Linked DNA regions of Homo sapiens: region 1 is linked to region 2. Evidence: chromatin loops called from intact Hi-C (ENCODE). Cell type or tissue: GM12878. All regions are shown on one strand. Each heading gives the region's core, and the rest is flanking DNA. Links, peaks and the distances in the headings are about the cores only.

What was found. A loop is a pair of places that touch in the nucleus more often than their neighbours do. Peaks named below come from ENCODE experiments on the same cell type or tissue, not always from the same donor. Only the 100,000 strongest peaks of a DNase experiment are listed, where the experiment ranks them.
Region 1: it touches region 2 in a loop (10-fold over the local background); 3 of 110 quality-filtered maps call a loop at or near these places.

What each region holds. Positions count from the first base shown.
Region 1 is chrX:66,198,608-66,203,993 of GRCh38, forward strand. It overlaps HEPH (hephaestin), which reads left to right. Exons shown (of 21, transcript NM_001367233.3): 11 at 271-421; 12 at 1,933-2,145; 13 at 4,757-4,970. Among named protein-coding and RNA genes, the nearest start is that of HEPH, 37 kb to the left of the region's middle. In GM12878, for the core only: a CTCF peak has its summit at 2,972 (motif pointing right); a DNase peak (open chromatin) is centred at 1,844.
Region 2 is chrX:66,405,422-66,410,807 of GRCh38, forward strand. No RefSeq gene overlaps it. Among named protein-coding and RNA genes, the nearest start is that of EDA2R, 230 kb to the right of the region's middle. In GM12878, for the core only: a CTCF peak has its summit at 3,172; a DNase peak (open chromatin) is centred at 3,210.

The sequences.
Region 1 (5,386 bases), core at 131-5,130, 210 kb before region 2:
ACCTCTTATTTCTTATCCTATGCTCCTTCCCTGCCCACTTTCATACAGTCTTCCCTGTCAGGCTTGTACTTTTATTGTGACATTCTTCTCTCATCTGCAATTTGAGGTTACCTAAGGAAAAACTGCTGCAGCTCTGGATAGGAGGTATGGTCTCAAAATGGGAAAAGGAAATGGGAAAGAATCTGGCATCCCTTGATCTGTAACGACACAGTCTACAACTGCTGAAACTATTGTCATTATTCCCTCTACTTTCTTCTATTGGGCCTGCAGAAAGGGGTGGATAAAGAATTCTTTCTTCTCTTCACTGTGTTGGATGAGAACAAGAGCTGGTACAGCAATGCCAATCAAGCAGCTGCTATGTTGGATTTCCGACTGCTTTCAGAGGATATTGAGGGCTTCCAAGACTCCAATCGGATGCATGGTATGGGGAGTACTTTTGCCCTGGGCTAAATTGAGGGTCCCAAGTAAAATCTAACTTTAACCGTAATCATGACCAATCCTGAAAACACTGATTTTATTGGTCATCTCTGTCCAAGAGGCGAGCTAGATTGAGAGGCTCAACCGAACACAACAGATCTTATACTTAGTACCTTTGGGTGCTGTGTCCTGTGTTACACAGTATGGGGGAAACTGGAAGAAAGTACTGCAAAATGAGGGTGTGCACAAGAAATCTACAAGAGATTGTGAAGAATAAGCCAGATGATACCTTTCCAATCTTATCTCCCCTCTTCCTTATATTTTAGTACCTTGGGTCCCCCCCCCCCATACTCCAGCCAACTGGGGCTATTTTTCTTTGTGAACATGCTGATTTCATGCTTTTGCAGTGCTGTTCCCTTCACTTGAAATGCTCCATCTCTTGATTCCCATTACTAGTTAGTTTCATCATTTGGAAAAAGTAAAACCATCTCATGAGCAAAGTTCATTCCAGTTAGAATTTACTGAGCGCCTAATTGGTACTAGGTAATGTGCTAGGTGCTCAGGCAGTCACATAGATATAGAAAAAAAATGATATGCTTCCTGTTATGTCAATCCAGTGCAGGAAATAGATTTGTAAGTAAATCACCAGAAAGTATATCAGTTACAATCCATGGCAACTGATACTGCAGAATTTTGTGGGATAAAATTTTCATGGATCGAAGAGAGAGTAAAGTATAGCTGAACGAAGATACGACAGGTAAGTGGTAGGATGCCATAGAAAGAGACCATAAGGGAAGTTTATTCCAGAAAGAGGAAATCATGTGAAAAGTCAACAGGTATTATCAAAGCACCTACAATATTTAAAGCTTTGGTAATGCAGAGAAAAATAGAGCTCACAGGACAATGGTGTGTGTGTGTGTGTGTATGGAAGAGGATGGGAGGACAGACTGCAGGTAGGGGTACCAGAGAGGAGGCTATTTTAGTTCAGGCCAGGGAGGATGAGGGCCAGAACCAGGGCAGTAGCAGTGAAGATGAAGAGGAGGAAACAGGTTGAGAGCTGAAGATGGAATTTTCAGATCCCCAACACGTATGGGGGCGTGGAAAATGAGATCTATATGGAAAAGGAACAATCAGAGTGGTTGTAAAAGGACCAGAAAGTATGTTGCCACAGAAACCAAGGAAGGAGAGTTTCAAGAAATAGGGAATAGGAGAGATTGGTGTGTGTGTGTGTGTGTGTGTGTGTGTGTGTTTGGTAGTGGAGAATAGTTCAATGTTGTCAGGATGTGGATCATGGTGGAGGTGAGGCCAGAAAGGACAGTTGAGCACTCATCCCAAAGACAGAGATATTCACGAGTAGAGTTAAAGTGGCATAGAGAGGAAGGCAGAGGTGTTGAGGATGACTCAGCAGTTTCAAGTTGTGTGAAACCATAGTACATAGCTGATGCCATGCTCCTGGCCAGTGCTGGAGTAGTCTGGTCTCATCTCCCCACCTTGTCTTGTGTTTTTGTTTTCCAGCCATTAATGGGTTTCTGTTCTCTAACCTGCCCAGGCTGGACATGTGCAAGGGTGACACAGTGGCCTGGCACCTGCTCGGCCTGGGCACAGAGACTGATGTGCATGGAGTCATGTTCCAGGGCAACACTGTGCAGCTTCAGGGCATGAGGAAGGGTGCAGCTATGCTCTTTCCTCATACCTTTGTCATGGCCATCATGCAGCCTGACAACCTTGGTAAGTGCCTTAGCAGCTGGCCCTAGAGGCTTTGTTGGGTATAGGGCCAGGAATGGGGTCGGGAAGAGGGAGGGATGGTGAAGAGAAAATAATAGGCATGTTAAGGGTTCTAGGAAGTTTTTAAAAACACTTGTCTTTTTCTTCTTCAATGTGCTCTCCATGTTCTGGTTACTTGGATTCCCTACTCAGCTGCAGGCAGAATAGTTAGTAGAAGGTGGAGGAAGCTCTTTTCTGGAACAACAGAAGGGAAGTTGGGATGTTGCTCAGCTTTAGTGAAGTTCTTATATGGCAGGGAGTGGACTTGACAACACAGAGATTTTATAGGTACAGTACTTTTATTGGGAGGAAGGTCAATAAAATGCACTTATAAGTGCTATCAAATTGATATTCTGTGAGGCTTTCTACAGACTCATTTCTGATCTCTCCCTCTCTCTTTCTCTTTCTACCCATGATGCGCCCCACCCTCTGCCCCCTGCCACCCCGTGTGTGTGTTTGTGTGTGTGTGTGGTGATGTAACAATTTCAGCCTGGAAATCAGAACACAGGAGCCCTAGTTCAGGCTCTTTCATTAACTTGCTGCGTAACTTTGGTCTAATTACTTCCCTTCTCTCTAGCTAGATTTCCTGCCTTGATTCTTTCCTTTCTGCCTTCCTTCCTTCTGTCCTTTTGTCCTCCCTCCATCTCTCCTTCCCTCTATATCCTTTTTCTTCCTTTTATGAAGATATTTGACTATAATGTTTCTTCAGATTCTATGTATTTCTAGAATTTCATAATAGAGCAGTTATCTTTTCTTTAGTCCCTATGGTGTATTTTTTTTTCCAGCCATTAGATGGCAATAGTGTTTGTAAGAACAACCTGTCAGCTCCACGCAGTTCCTATTAAACTTTTGTTTTACTCCTGTAAATTTCATTCATATCTGGGGGGAAAAACATCCTTGAACAAGTGTCTTCAACGCTTTAATAATATTAACCTAGTCCTGAGTTTGACAAACACTTGACATAAAGCTGGTCTCCTCAGAAATAGAAAGGACAATTTGGAGGCTATTGCAGTTTTCTCTGTGAGAGAAGCTTGTGGCTTGGACTCGGGAAGTGGCAGTTTAAACGAAAAAATAATTTTGAAGGAATTGCTGATAGGATTTACTGATGCAATAGATAACGGTGGTAAGGGAAATAGAAGAAGTAGATGTGGAAAGAAATGAGTAGACCCTTTCTTTCAACGTGTTTATAAACTAGTAGAAGGGATCATTTTAAAAGAGAGGGGCACTTAGCCCTTTAACATGTGGTTTAGATATAAAGTGCATTAGAGGTGGAGAAGTGAAGAATGTAGAACTCTATTTGGGCCAAAATAGTCAGGGAGGGCTTTCTGGAAAAGAAACATGAATTGAGTCTTGGATAATGAGTGGACTCTCATAGATACTTGGGGGTGGGGTGGGCAGGTAAGTTCCAGAAAGAGGATAACAAAATGAATGAAGATTTCAAGGTAGGAATGAATGAGATGTGTGAGAGAAACAGTCAGAGTTCCATGTAGTTGGAGTGCTAGTTGAGTTTGAGACAATGTGTGGGAGGTGGAACTGGATTGGTAGTTTGGTGCCAACTCATAGAAGGCTTTGAAAGCCAGGAAGAAGAGTTTGTAGTGATGGGATAAGCACTGAGCAGCAAAGTAAGGAAACAATGAGAGTAATGTTCTAAGAAATTTAGCTTCTTTTGATCGACATTGAGTTTGAGTATCCTTGAGTTAGAAATTTGGAGCTTAAGATCTGGTCCAGGCAACTTCACAACACAGACATTTAAGACTGTTACCTGCACATTCCATTGTAAAAAATGAGTGAAGGACCTTCTAAAGCTGTCTTAGGTAAGCATCCCTCTGCAATCAAGACATTCTCTTTCTTTTTACCTAACTATTGAAGTCTACTTTATTTCTTTGGTACTTGATAGGAGACAACTCATCAATGTTTTTCTTGGAATAAGAATTATTACAGCTATATTTACTTATTTATAGCATCACTTAACTGAACATTGAATATGTTCTATACTAAGCACTGTTCACAAATTATTGTGTTTAATTGTAAAACAACCAAATAAAGTAAAATAATCCTCATTTTACTGATGAGGGAACTGAAAAACACAGAGGTTTAGCAATTGCCACAAGGTTTTATGTGTGCATATATATATATATATATATATATATACACACACACACACACACATAATATATTTTTATATATGTATATATATATGATTTATATATAATAAATGAAAGATAGGGTTACCAACCATGGCAGTTTGCCTAGTACTGAGGGGTTTCTAGGAATATGGGACTTACAGTGCTAAAACTAGAAACACCCTGGAAGAAGTTGGTTATTCTAGCGGCAGAGTTTAGTTTTAATAAACCCAGTGTATGTAGCTTTGGAGCCGGAGCTCTTAACCTTTGAGCCCATTACTCTCAATAAACTTTAAATACTCTTTTATCTATGTGTAGTTAAGGCAAGAGCCTTATCTGAGACTATCTGAAACTAACTCTTTTCTGCAGTATGCCTAGGGAAAGGCAGGAAATCCCCCAGGCACTACCCAGGGATGTTCTGAGTCAGATTTTTCTCTCTGATCCTCCCTCAGGGACATTTGAGATTTATTGCCAGGCAGGCAGCCATCGAGAAGCAGGGATGAGGGCAATCTATAATGTCTCCCAGTGTCCTGGCCACCAAGCCACCCCTCGCCAACGCTACCAAGCTGCAAGAATCTACTATATCATGGCAGAAGAAGTAGAGTGGGACTATTGCCCTGACCGGAGCTGGGAACGGGAATGGCACAACCAGTCTGAGAAGGACAGGTAAGGCTTCATAAATGGAGAGATTACACTTTTAGAAAAACATTTTGCAAATGAGAATACTGAAATTCTGAGATGAGGAGACTCTTATCTCAGGTCTCCTAATGTGATACCAACAGATTTGGGAGATGGGGCTATAATGCAGCTCTTATGAATTCTAGCTCACTGCTGCTTCCATATTGATATAGGGAGGGAATAAAGCTTGCCCACACCTTCACCCTCTTAATCTTTGTCTCTCTTCTTTCAGTTAGCTGGAAGTATTTACCCTGGGACTTAAATTTTACAGGATTTACTCAAGGGATTGAATGTCTCAAGCTCAGCTGTCCCTTGACAAAATGGCATTGCATTTATTAAGGTACAGACTAAGCTATGTAGCAGAAAATGTCTAAAACAGAGTGATTTAAATATGATAGAATTTT
Region 2 (5,386 bases), core at 214-5,213:
CTATTCCCATGGAGCCATTGTTGACCAGGAATAAGTCTGGGTGTACTGCAGCCCTGCCTAGTGTTTCCAGCTTTCTTCCAATTCAGCCGAGCTTCTGTGTCTTCCTTACATCGACTCCTGTTGCCTTCTCTCTGGAGATCTATTAGGAGCACCTCCAGTCATCTCAGTTCCTTGGTAGGAGCTGTTACACCTGGCTGTGTCTAGTAGGCCATCTTGCCCTTTCCGTGGTTTCTGCAACATACTTCTAAACAACCATTCAGTCAAGGAAGAAATCACAAAAGAAATTAGGACATATCTTGAAACACATGAAAATGAAAACACAACATACCAAAACTTAGGTATAATGTGAAGACAGTCCTAGGTTAGAAATGTATAGCTATAAATGCTTACATTTAAAAGAATAAAGACCTCAAATCAACAACTTAACATTACACTTTGATAAAATAAAAAAGAACAAACAATTCAAAACTGGTAGAAGGAATAAAATAATAAAGAGTGGAGCAGAGATAAGTAAAATAGAAAATAGGAAAATAGGAAAAATGAAGTGTTGGTTCCTTGCAACTATCAACAACATTGATCAAATTTTATCTAGATTGACTATGAAAAAAAGAGAAGACTCAATAAGCAAAGTAAGAAATGAATTAGGGGAAATCACTACCATTTATAAATTAAAGCAATCTACTCCTAGGTGTATACCCAAAGAAATTGAAAGCAGAGATGTGAACAGATACTTATATGTCAATGTTTATTGAACTATTATTTGTATTATTTAAAAGGTTAAAACAACACAAATGTCTGTCAACAAATGAATGAATAAACAAAATGTGATATATACATACAATGGAATATTATTCAACCATTAAATGAGTAATGTTCTGATATTTTCTAAAGCATGACTAAAACTTGAAGACACTGTTCTAAGTGAAATAAGCTAGACAAAAAAGGACAAATATTATATAATTCCACTTGTATGAACCACATAAAATAAGCAAATGTATAGAGGCAGAAAGTAGATTAGAGGTTAGCAAAATTATAGAGAATGGGGAATGGGGACTTAGTGCTTAATTAGTACAGAAGTCCTGTTTGTAGTAAAAGAGTCTTGGAAATTGATAGTGGTGACAGTGGCAAAATCTTATAAATGTAATTAATGCCACTGAATTGTACACTTATAATTGGTTAAAATGTCTAATTTTGTATCCAATGTATAAGCACATTTACTACAATTTTTAAAAATTAACAATGTAGGTGATACCCAATGTAGGTGTTGTCCCTTCTAAATCTCATGTTGAATTGTAACCCCCAACGTTGGAGATGGGGCTGGTTGGGAGATGTTTGGATCATGGTAGTAGATTTCTCCTGGCATGGTGCTATCCTTATTATAGTGAATGAGTTTCCATGAGATGTGGTTGTGTAAAAGAGTGTGACACCTCCCCCTATTCTCTCTCTTTTTGCTCTTGCTTTTCTCATGTGATGTGCCTGCTCACCTTTTAAATATAAATTTCAACTTTAAGTCACTGATTGGCCCTCACATCTGAGCATAGTTTGTTAGAAGCAGACAGGCCACATCTTGAACACTTTGCTGGTTAAAAACTTTTATTCAACAGATGCTTGAAGTCATCACTCTTAAGTTCAAAGTTTCACAGATACTTAGGACATGAACACAATACAGCCAAGTTCTTTGCTAAGGCATAAAAGAGTGACGTTTGATCTAGTTCACCAAATGTTCTTCATTTCTTTCTGACTGATATCTCATAAGCCTGGACTTTACCATTCACATCACATAAGCATTTTTGTCTCCATGATTTAATTAGTTTTTAAGGCGCTCAAGATTTTCCCTTATTTTCCTATCTTCTTCTGAGCTCTCCAAACTTTCCAACCTCTACCTGTTACCCAGTTTCAAAGTTGCTTCCACATTTTCAGGTATCTTTTCAGCAATACCCCACTCTTGGTACCAACTTTTTATGTTAGGCCATTCTTGTATTGCTGTAAAGAAATACCTGAGGCTGGGTAATTCATAAAGAAAACAAGCTTAATTGGCTCACAGTTCAGAAGACTGCACAAGCATGACACCGGCAACTGCTTGGCTACCAGGGACACCTCAGAGGGCTTTTACTCATAGCAGAAGGTGAAGGAAGAGCAGGCATGTATCATGATGAGAGCAGAAGCAAGGGAGAGAGTTGGGGAGTGAGGTTCCACACACTTTTAAACAACCAGAGCTCGTGAGATCTTACTCACTATCATAAGGACAGCACCAAACCATGAGGAATCAATCTCCATGACCCAAACACCTCCCACCAGGCTCTAACTCCAACACTGAGGATTACAATTCAACATGAGATTTTGAGGGAATAACATCTAAACTATATCAGTGATATACCAAAATCATTTAGTTTGTACACTTTAGATTGGTGAATTGCACCTCAAAATAAAGCCGTTAAAACAAACAAGCAAAAACAAGAAAGATATGAGCCTGTGTCAGTGTAGACAAATAGACCCCAATGAGTGTAAGTGTTCTCTGCCAGGTAGAAAAATTTCACATAATTTATATGGGTTCTTACAGAACATCATCCCTCTTTCCAGGCCTCAGTTTCTCCACTTCTTGAAAATGGAAAGGTTAGAGTAGATTATCTTAAAGATCCCCCTGAAGCTCTGACATTCTAGGATTTCGTAACTCAAAGGTGATAATGCTTAAGAGAGAATCTTGTTTGGTTTCATGAGGGAGGGGGTTAGGATATGTGGATCAAATATTGAGAGTCCCGGATGAAAGGCCACCCTTTGTGGAGATTCATAGTTTTGGAGTATGGCGGAGGGGAATCCAAAAACATTGTTTTCAGAAAACCAGGTAGACTGATGTAAATGGTGAATAGGTACTACTGTAAAACAGAAAAAATAAAAATAAAAAAGGAAGAAAATTAAAGCAGGACGGCTTGAAGAAATTTGGTATATGAGAGCCACATATCAAGATGAGTAGAAGTAGAGGAGATTATTGTTCCCAAGAGTGTGAGATTGAGGTGGAGCATCCATATATTAGGAGGCAAAATTTTGAAGACTAAAGATTTTCACCAATGTTTTAATGTGTGCTAAGTTATTCAGTAGGAGGCATAACGTTTGTTACTAGTAAGAGTTTAAAATATTAATTATTTGGTATGACAATAGCACCAACTAGTGACAGGAAATATGATCGTTCAGAATTGTCACAAACCCTAGATAACAGGTAAGCTTGTACTGGCATGTACTGGCTGAACTTCTGATGTGTTTGTGCTACGGGTAGGAAGTCTCCAATTGAATGGACTGTGTATACACTGAGCTCCAGTAGGCAGAGTAAGGGAACATCTTTAAAGGCATAGTTCAGAAGAATCTCTAAGGACCCAGGGTAGTATCAGGGTCAGAAAGAATTACTCAAAGTGGAAGAGGAAATGTTACCCCAAAGAGTTTCTTGTATGGGCTGTTCTAGGGTTACATTTCAGGACTTCACATTTTTGCCCTGCTAGGGAACTTGATAGAGTGCAACTGTGATCCATGGGCCTTCAGAAATTTGAAGTCAAGTCAAGACTACAAGAAAGAGCAGACAAACGGAGCCAGTTCCGGGTCACACTGGGAAAACTTAAAAACATGAGAAATGTCTGGGAGACATAAGTGCAGTGAAACAGAAGGCTTGAAGCCAGAGTTTCTGCCAGCTAAACATTGTGATAAGTAAGCATCCAATGGGAAATGGTCAAAAAACAATGAGAGACCTTTGAAGTTCTGGGTAGGTCAGACTTCTTTAGACCTAGCCTTTCTGCTTCTTAAATTGACCAAAGTCCAATTCTAGGCTGAGGTTGGTGTTTTAGACAGTCTATTTGACACGTGCCTGCCCCCAAATGTAGATACAACTTCATGGGAAGAAGATTAGAATATACGGATGAAAAATTTGGAGTCCTGGATGACAGTGAACCCTTTCCCAGGCGGTTTTGTTTTCCAGAATTCTGAAGAAATTTTTTCAGCCTTCTGAGATCCCACATGTGTTGCTTGGGGATTCCCATGTGGAGTTTGGATTTAACCAAAGCCACATATAGTTTGTAGTTTCTTTCTTTTCTTTTTTCTTTTTTCTTTTTTTTGAGACGAAGTTTGTCTCTTTTTGCCCGGGCTGGAGTGCAATGACGCGATCTCGGCTCACTGAAACCTCCGCCTCCCAGGTTCAAGTGATTCTCCTGCCTCAGCCTCCTGAGTAGCTGTGATTACAGGCGATGACCACGACGCCTGGCTAATTTTGTATTTTTAGTAGAGACAGGGTTTCACCATATTGGCCAGGCTGGTCACAAAATAGTTTGTATTTTCAACAGATCTGCCCTCTAAAGCACTGATTCAAATGGATACACTGGAAGTGCTGGAAGCACTGGATCTTTAGGAGCATGATGGATTTTCTGGCTGGAAATATATGATGAATGTTATATTTCCTAGAATGTTGTCTGACATTCGTTAGGCTCTGAAGAAGAAAAGAGAATTTCTGTAGAAAAATCTAGATGCCAAATGGAATGGGGACTACTGATCACATGTTCTTGCTTATTTCTCCCTTGTGTGTGTGTTCTATTGCTGCTTCTCTATCTCTGTCCATCTCTTTTTGTTTTCTCCATCTGTTTCTCTGTCTCTCCATTTCTGTCTCTTTTGTCTTTTACTTTAGCCACATTTAGCTCTGACTTTTGTTCGCCTACCCACCTCCTCTCTAAATACATACTACATATTGCTATCCACATCCACTGGACAGTCATCTCTATAATTCTTGAGAAAGCTCCTGGGACTTTGAATCAAACCCAAATACAGCTCATTGCCAATAAGTTGGGAGTCAGAGGCCTCCATATGAGTTTCAGGTGTAATTCAAGGAACTCTCATCCCCTGGGCCTATGTTGAGGAAGAACAATATAGACTGCTAGCTACACGCTATGATTTAAAAACTGCTCCAAACTATGTCACTCACTAGGCACTGTGGGATATGAAATTATACTAATCAGAACTCATTTGTTTAGGGTTAGCACTGTTGGAGTACTATGGACCTCTTTAAATGCAAATTTCCTTGAAAAAGGGTAACATATTTTGGCTCATTCAATGTTACAGTATCAGGCTGGATGTGATCTTAGAAATTACTTTATTCAATCCCATCAGGTCCTAACTTCATTTCTCATTTCATAAGCTCTCCGCCTACTATACACTACCATTGTAGGCATTTCTCTGTAGTGGTTCTCAGCTTTGGTTGCACATTAGAATTACCTAGGGAACTTAAAAGAATCTCTATGCACATGCTACACTCAAAGCTAATTAATCAGAATCTCTGGGGATGGCAGCTAAACACTGGCTCCTAGATAATTAAAATGAGCAGCCAGGATTGAGTAAAAGGTAAGTTGATAGCTCC